Linked DNA regions of Homo sapiens: region 1 is linked to region 2. Evidence: read pairs that join two places in POLR2A ChIA-PET (ENCODE). Cell type or tissue: GM12878. All regions are shown on one strand. Each heading gives the region's core, and the rest is flanking DNA. Links, peaks and the distances in the headings are about the cores only. Region 1 has its middle 210 kb from the start of SLC24A2. Region 2 overlaps SLC24A2 (solute carrier family 24 member 2).

Region 1 (4,396 bases), core at 306-4,305, 450 kb after region 2:
TTTCTTCTTAATAATTTTTGGAATCTGGTCTTGGTGCTAGATTTGCAATAATCAGACTAGGTGTGAGTTTAGGGAACCAGCAAAGCAGGGGCACAGAAAGAAAGAGAAAGAGAAAGAGAGAAATTAGAATAAAGATAATTCCAGTACCCATTTAAGCTTTATGTCACCTCAAAAAGTAAGTTTACTTTACAGTTTGATACAACTTTGATTTTGACTTTCATATGGAAGTGGACGTACCATATTAGTTTAGGTCATGATACCTTTTACATTCTTAAGCTATTCCTTGGAGTGAGGAACTGAGGTCCCCATTTGTGAGCCCAAGAAGATCAGAGGAGGTGGTCAGGATCATTCAGCACACTCTCAGCAAGTGTCAGACTCACCCAACAACAGAAAGGGAAACCCCAGTCACAGATCCACTATTATAGAAGGGGAGAGGTAAACAGAGAGAATTTACTGAGTGGTTAGAAATGATTCCACTCATGAAAAAACAGGCGTACAACAGCAGCTAGGAGTGAGCAAGACAAACTCCAGTCTTCAGAATTACACACAGATTCAGCTCTGTTGAGATCTTACTTGATGACATGGTTGGACTCAGGCAACACATTTTATTTGCCAATGAAACTGTATTTGGATAAATAGTTAATTTGCCTGTGTCCCTCACTGCAAAAGAGAAGCTCTTATTTCCTTCTCAGTTTGAATCAGATTTGAATCAGAATTTTATCAATAGAAGATTCAGCATTAATTTTCTCTGGCTCTTTCCAATAGGCCCTCCTAGTTACTATCTCTTAGTTCATACCTGGCATCCTTATATTTTTGGGAAAAAAGCCAATACTATTAAGGATAAGCCATACAATAATAAAAATTATATTAATAATAATGCATCTCTCACTATTTAGCACTTACTCTGTGCCGGAAGCTGTGGTAAGTAATTTACATTCATTGTCTCAATTGGTCTTCACAATGAAACAACAAAATCTGTAATTATCATTTTCTCCATTTTAGAGATGGGAGATTGAGATTTAGACATGGCAGGGCTAGGATTCAAACTCTGGCAGATGAACTCTGAGTGTGCCCCTCTTCAGAAATGGGTCTTCCATTCAGACCCATTCAGGGGTTAACTCAGCCTGAACTCGCCCACACATACCCTGTTTTGAGCTCAACTTCCTTCTGGCAGCAGTACTTCCTGAAGCCTGTCAATGATTCACTTCCGGGTCACCTCTACCCTCTGTGAGCCTTGTGAGACATTTTAAATGCCAGAGCCACATTCATTCATTGTAGCTCCAGCATTTCTTTTCCTAGGGACATGCTATTTTCATTAGGATTAAAACAGCCCCCAGCAATAAATATTAAAAACCTGCCCAGTGAAAAGAGCAGCTTCCTCAGAAGCTTATGAGGATTAGAATTTTTAAGCAGGCCCCGCTTCCTATGACCACCCCTCTTCTCCATCCCTTTGTGTGCTCCCACATGGGTGTGCTTTCAGCATCAATCAGATTTGCTGTTTTGCTCAAATCCGTTCATACTAATTGTCTGCCCATATTGCTGTGTGCTCTGGACAGAATGGTCTGGGAGAAATAGAAACTCACTCCTTCTCCCACCCCTGGGGGGATTCAGATTTTGTGTGCTTGATCTTTGTTGGTGGCAAGATAAAAATGCTTGCTATACATAGCAGCTTTCCTCCTTCATGTTCAACGGCAGCCCTGATGATGGGGGACCTCAGCCATCCTATTTGTTCTAAAGCCACCCACAGAAGAATCAGACCAGCAGAAGCCAGAAATAAGCTAGCTGGGGCTGCAAGTCTCTTTGTGTGTGGTGATATAGCAGAGAGACTTGGGAAAGTCAATTATTTTCAGTATGAGTTTTGGTTCCACTGCTTCATGGTGTAAGATGGGGATCCCCAATTTGTTCATCTGTAAAATGAAGATGCTAATGCCTACCCACTGGGGCTATTGGGAGAATTAAAGACCTATATAAAGTGTTTAGTGCAAGACTTGGAGCAGGGAGCCACGGCTTTGCCTGTCACTCCTTCGCCTCCCTGGCTGGAAGCCTGAGTAGTAGGTGAGGCATTTATTATCCATGTTCATTAACATCCCTGAAGACTTGTGGTTCCTGTATTGAAAACCACACTGAGTGTTCCCAGTTAATTGGGTGTCCTTGGGCCTGAGTTTCTCTACACAAATATATGAGCTTGGGATTTTTAAAAAGTATACAGTAATTATATTCTTGGACAAATGGTACCTTTTCTAGAAAAGCACAGAGAATTCTTTCAGCACTCAGGGCTAGGTAGGAATTGCTTGATGTATGGGTAGCAACTCATAGTAACTAATGATTTACAATAAATACTCCAACAAAGAAAAGTCTGAGTAAACTCTATATTTCATCCTCATGGCAATGAGCTACAAAAGGTTTGCATTTTAAATCAACTGGTGGTTGTACCCCAGAAGGATGTGGTCTAAATAGATTTGTGTGACAGGGTAATTACTCATCACGGAAAGGATCCCAGCTGTCATCATGGTTTCTCACTAAGCAGTCAGTGAGTGAGCAGTTATGGAATTACAGGGCTGACCTCCTGTGTCCTGCCTTACAGTCATCCTGAGCCAGAGTCACAGAGTTTCATCAGGGGGACCCAGGAGGCACAAAGCAGTCAACACCCATGGCTGAGAATCAAAGTCTAGAAGGGGCCTGTTTTCAACCTCTTCATCCGGGTCACTGGTGGCAATTTTGCCAAGTGACTAAAGAGCTAGACTAGGAGTTCCCCAGTTCAGGGTCTTAATGGCCTGAATGTTCAAGACAGTGTGGAGAGGTTCAGAGACTGCAGTCTTTGGGGTTACACAGACCTGTGCTGGAGTCTCAGTCTTTGGGGTTACACAGACCTGTGCTGCTGCTCACTTTGTGATCGATCTGCAACTAAAAAACCACATTTCTCTGATTTACTATTTTTCTAGCTGTAAAATGGAGGTAATAATTCCTACTTTAAAAGATTTTAAACTAGTATGTATGGAAATGGTTGGCACTTAATGAACATTATTATTTCACCTTTTGAAGTACCATTAGGTGCCAGAAACTGTGCTAAGCATATTACATGGACTTTGCTCATAACAGTTCCCTATTTTATGGATAAGGAATTGGAGGAATCTTGCCCAAGTAGCTAGTATGCAGCTAGTTAGTAGCAGAGACAGAATTTGACCTAGGCAGGTTGGATCCAGACTGCCCTATAATCATCAGAGGGTGAAAACATACCTTCAACTGGAGTTTCAGAGACTTTTGTGCCAGTTCTTGATAAACATTGTATAGGTATAAACTCTATCTTCAAAAAGTTTATCCAGTCTCATTGGAGGACAAGGGAGAAACATCAGAACACAAACGGCCCTGAGAATAGACCACCTGGCAACAAACAATAACTGCTGTAGGAGCTCAGTGAAGATCAGGAACTCACGACACATGGATCTCTTCTCCCGCAGTCTCCATATCTGCCACATTTTTTTGCACTGGAGTTTCTTATGTGTCAGTGTTATATAATTTTAAGGCTCTGATTTTGAACTAAAGAATGGACCCCAGTTTTGCCTTAAGCATAAAGACAGGAAATATACATGCCCTAGAGACTAAGTTAACAGTAAAATGTGAGACTGTTCCTCCTCTATACACAGAGAAAACTTTCATGGGAAAAACAGGATCACTGTTGAGACAGAAAAGTTATGTATGAGAGGGTGTGGAGGACGGAAGGAGGCAGGAAGCATAACTTGGAATTATTGCTTTTTAAGCTTAGAAGGGTCATCTGACCCTAATGGATAGTAAGATGAATATTATCTTGGTATCCAAGAGCAAAGATCACGTTTTGAGGCCCTTTCTCTCCCCATCCATTGCTCTAATGGGCCCACCCTCACTTTAAAAATAAACAATCAAATGCAAACGTGGCAGTTGCATTTTGTGGGCCACAAAGGAGAAAGTTAAAGCCTGGAGGATCAGCACTTCGTTTCTGATGGCAGAGCCTGCATTGTCCCTGCTGCGCCACACATCCTGTCCTCTTAGATCCAGCAATGAGTGGGCTGAGGATAGGAGGGAGTGTGCATCCACCTTCCTGCAAAGCTGCAGGTTTACCTGTGGAGAGTGCTCTGCATGCCTCACAACGCACCCTCTCACCCTCCTGGCACTCTATTTTGGCTCAGGTCTGCATGGAGAGAAGGGAACTGTCCTGCGGAAGAAATCTGGAAGGGGGTTAAGCCTAGCAGGAAGGGGAAGAAGCCAAGGCAACCAATTAATTTTCCTTTGCTGCTTAAATCATTCTCGCCCAATCTGCTGAGCTGAGAATAAGCATAACTGTCCCCAAGGTGTCAAGGCCCTGCCTTTTTTGGGTAAATCACATGGGAATCAAAAATAGAACCACTGTGAAAAAAGGCGT
Region 2 (4,396 bases), core at 287-4,286:
CTGTGTGCTGTTCCAAACAGAAATGAGACTCTCACGAGGAACATTTAGTGCAGAATCTGATGCATATTAGGTATACAGTTTTGTTGAATGAGTTTGTGTGTGTGGTCCTATACTAAGAAGTAGAGCTGTTTCTCCTTCCCTCTCCTTAGTTCTTTCACCTCTGGGGCAATGGCCCAAGAACTCACTTCAACAACAGTGGGTGGGTGTATTCTCTTGATTTGGTCTATACTCAGGTTGTAATTTGCTGATGTTGTTGCGTTCGGAGCACCCAGTATGTGATAATGGTAGATAATAAAATCGATTAAAGTAATGATAGTAAACATAGTCGATTAAAGTAATGATAGTCACAAGAATGTTCAAGAAAATGTGAGTAACCTTCCTGCTTCAGACCTTCAGTTGCCCTTCTTACCTTCTCAGAGACAAACGCTGTGGGGGTTTTAAAACATGTTTGCAAATTCTTTGACACTCTTCCCAACAGGAGAGTGATATGCTATATGACACTGACGTATTCTAGGTAAACTTTTTGTTTCCTCCCCCTTTAATCAAGACACACTTAGGACTGCTTTGGTCAATAGGGCATAGCAGAAGTGAATCTATGTAACTTCTGGGACTGAATCATCACAGACCATGCAGTTTCTGCCTTCTGTCACTGCAACATTCACTCTTGGAGTCCTGACTGACCTCTTATGTAAAACATTTCACTATCCTGAGGCTACCATGCTGTGAGGAAGCCCAAGTCACATGAAAAGGCCATGTTTAGGCATTCCAGTAGACCGTCCCAGCTGAGCCTAACCTTTGAATCATTTCTGCCCAGGTGCCAGAAATGGCAAAGAAGCCTCCAGATGATGGTAGCCCCAAGATGAGATACACATAACCCTTCAAGTCTTTCTACTTCAGGCCACAGACATAATGGAGCAGAGACAAGCCATCCACAATGTGCCCTATTCAAATTCTTGATCGACAGGATCCAAGAAAAGACTAAAAGGATGGTTGTTTCACACCACTAAGTTTTGGGGTAGTTTGTTATGCAGATTTGATAACCTGAACAATCAGTGTGATTGTGTGTCTGCTCAGAGAAATCTGTATATTCTTAATGTCACTTTCTCTTTTTCCTTAAACTTAAATATTTTTTCTTGTTACATAATAGTTGTACCTATTTATGGGGTATATGTGAGATTTTGATACAAGTGTACTTCCTTTTTCCTTTTAACACAAACTGAAGCAGACTATGCACCCTGTTATGTACCATATGTTTTACAAGGGAACTATTTTTAAAATGCTTTACTTACAGGTTTGCGAACGTCAGGTAACGTAATCCAGAGAGGAAACACTATGGGGAAAACAATCAGAAACGTGACTTGCTTGCGGGTTTCAGAAGGCCAGGCAAGGCTGAGAGGCTGGTCCTCCTCCTCATCAGCGGTCTGTGGTAGAAAAAGAGGTAAAATTAAACAAACAAAAAAATAAAATGTACACAGGCACAACAACAGGAGCACAGAACAAAGGGGAAGCTCCATGTCTTATCAGTTTTCTGGACTCGTTCCAGTAGCTTCATATGTGTGATTTTGAGATTTGTCACAGTCTGAGTCCTAGGAACAAATAATACATTGTCCAGCCATGAGCATGTAAGAATTTTCTTTTATCTCCTTGAATGCTCTTCAGTTTCTCATGTTCATCAACTGATTATTCAACTGGAGTGGGCTACAACTACAATTCACGAGCTTCTTATAACAAACTATATCTGTGGAGGAAAAGACTTGATGACCACCATCTCCCCATCTTTCCTTCTCCTTGAAGACAGAGTCACAAGCTTTCAGGCTCCTTGGGAAGGAGAGCACTGATAAAAAATATTTCTTTTTCTCTTTTTTTTTTTTTGGAACACTGATTTTCATCAGGCAAATGAAAGTAACCACAGAAACAATTCAGTAATACTACTAAGAGAGATTAACTTCCCACTGGCCTTGGAATAGCTAAGTGCATTGATTTTTGTGTAGTTGTGAGTTTTTTTCTTTCATTGATATTTTACGTATTTCTGGGGTAAATGTATTTTTTACATGCATTGAATGTGTAATGATCAAGTCAGGGTATTTGGGGCCTCCATCACCTTGAGTGTTTATCATTTCTATGTGTGGTAACATTCCAAGCCCTCTCTTCTAGCTTTGGAATATATAGTGTGTTGTTGCTAGCTACGGTCACCCTAGTCTCCTAAGGAACATTAGGACTGATTTCTTCTATCTAACTGTAAGTTTGTACCCATTGACCGACCTCTCTTCATTTCTCCCTGTCACCCCCACACCCTTCTCAGGTTGTGAGTTGGTCACCTGCTTAACCACAGCTAAATTCTAAACCATTGTACTTGCAGCCAAAGACAACTTATGCAAACATATGTCTCAGTCCTCAGAAACAGAAAATACAAGTCAAGCAAGACAGTGAACCTGCACGGGGTGTCGGAGCCAGGGAACAAACTTCAGAGTCTCTGACTTGGCAGCCAATGGCCAGCGTTTTATTTGTCAGCCACTGAAGTCAGTAGCTTCTGAAGTCAGGGCTAGAAGAGATGGAGGGGGAGGGTCTGGGCCCAGCAGGGGGTGACCGTTAGCCTGTCAGCTGAGCCCTCAATACTTCCAAAACAGCACTGTAGACATCATCAATCACTCCCTTCCCTGCTTGTTTGAAAATGAAAGTGCAGCAGTGGACCACGCATCAGATCTAAAAATATCAACAGGAACTTTTCCACTGATGCTTCCTTTTGAGACCATATAAATAACTTTAGAAAGCTCCTACCCCTGGGGCTCTTGCTTCCAGCACCATACACTTTTCAAACAGTAACAGCGCCCCCCTCCAGCACCTGTGTCCCTACAGAGGTGGCATGAGGGGCAGGCTCAGGTCAGCTGGCCTTGAGGAGAGGTCAGGGCTGGGTGAGAGGCCGGGCTCACAGCAATGCTATGTCTTGTTTATTTATCTGGCAAAACTGAGGTACTGCAGAAAGTATGTATAGTGTTTTATACAATCTCTTCAACTCTCCCTAGGAGTTACAATTTGAAATAATAATTTAAAAAAGGGATGCGAAGCCATATTGAAAAGGGTTAGTAACAACAGGTTCTTCTGCTTTGGGTATATGTCCTTGGCAGTGGGTAAAAGAATTTGTAAACAGCAAATATGGTGGAATTAAAGGGATTAGGTATAATAATAATAAGGCAGCATCAGGAAGTTGACAGTTTATTTTGGTACCCTGGATCCTTTTTAAATATACACCTCACACTCCCTATTTCTTTCTATGCAATTCACATATTATTCCATCCATTGCTTTCTTTCTTCCATCCTGAGGGCTCCCATCTTTGGTGGAAGCTTGGTGTGCTGGCTCTGGTCCCTCTTCTATGCCACCTCTGTCTCTTCCTTGTGGATATAGCAGGTGTAGAGAATATCATTCCCTATTGGGCTCACCAGCCTCCCAAGGTGTCAGCTAGCTACGTGAATAATCTTTGTGTCATGGGGCCAATGTGGATTAAGGAGACAGGTATATTTTCCTGTCTGTTCCCTCCCAGATATGATCCTTCTTGTTTAACCCAAATGAATGACTTTCCCCTTACCTCCTGGCAGATGCCCCAGAAATAGGCATGGGAGCCTTGGGGTACTGCATCATTCTTAATAAATACCCCATCTCACATGAGAGATGATTTTTTTTTCTAGCAGAGAGTCAGTCAGCTTCCCTGAAGACCCATCAAGCTGATGAGTTCATTAAGGCTCCTCCCCATTCTGAGATTGATGCCTCCCCCTAGCTCTGTTCATCACTACCATCCACAATCTAGCAACTTTTCTCTCGACTTCAAGCTAACCTTTTTCTGATAAAACACAAAAGCAACTCTTTATGACTCATATCATTTTAATGACACCAACAGATGGTGACATTTCATCAATAACCCTTCTGCTTATAACCTACGGATTAGCTCCTTTCTCCATCTGCCAAAGTCACCAGGCAGGCATTGCCACTAGCAAATAGCAGAAAATAATAATTGTCTGTTTAGATGTATAAGCTCTAAACACACTACTGTCCAATGCAAACAATTAACTATATTGAACAGCTTCCAAAGCTGCATTGGAGGTAGCTGTTGCTAGGGCAGAAATGGACTAGGAGAAGAGACTATGTCTCAGGCTGTGCCAACAGGGCTCTCCATGGAAACTTCACAGCCTCCTGGGGGCCAAGTCCTGCTACAGGGAAGTACAGGAACCTAGAATCCTGGGGTGGATTTGAGAGGTACCCCAGGAGCAAGGCTGTTGGCATACATTAGGTGAAATTATCTTTGCCAAGTAAAGTCTCACTCTGGCTCAATGGGAGGCAGTTTGCAAGCTGGTTAGAGAAGTGGAAGAAAAAAATACTGTTCCAAGTTTGAGGCTTATTTTG

Evidence for each region. ChIA-PET counts read pairs that join two places held together with the same protein. Peaks named below come from ENCODE experiments on the same cell type or tissue, not always from the same donor. Only the 100,000 strongest peaks of a DNase experiment are listed, where the experiment ranks them.
Region 1: POLR2A ChIA-PET joins it to region 2 with 6 read pairs; 1 of 35 experiments calls an interaction of 5 or more read pairs at or near these places.

The regions. Positions count from the first base shown.
Region 1 is chr9:19,997,180-20,001,575 of GRCh38, forward strand. It overlaps a transcript of SLC24A2 not described here. Among named protein-coding and RNA genes, the nearest start is that of SLC24A2, 210 kb to the left of the region's middle. RefSeq lists an enhancer at 2,121-3,320. In GM12878, for the core only: no CTCF peak of the experiment used is centred there; DNase peaks (open chromatin) are centred at 1,092, 1,832, 2,165 and 2,542; H3K27ac peaks cover 1,916 bases.
Region 2 is chr9:19,548,848-19,553,243 of GRCh38, forward strand. It overlaps SLC24A2 (solute carrier family 24 member 2), which reads right to left. Exons shown (of 11, transcript NM_020344.4): 8 at 1,290-1,421. All of the region lies in intron 4 of LOC105375988 (a long non-coding RNA gene), which reads left to right. Among named protein-coding and RNA genes, the nearest start is that of MAP1LC3BP1, 88 kb to the left of the region's middle. In GM12878, for the core only: no CTCF peak of the experiment used is centred there; a DNase peak (open chromatin) is centred at 2,424; H3K4me3 peaks cover 581 bases.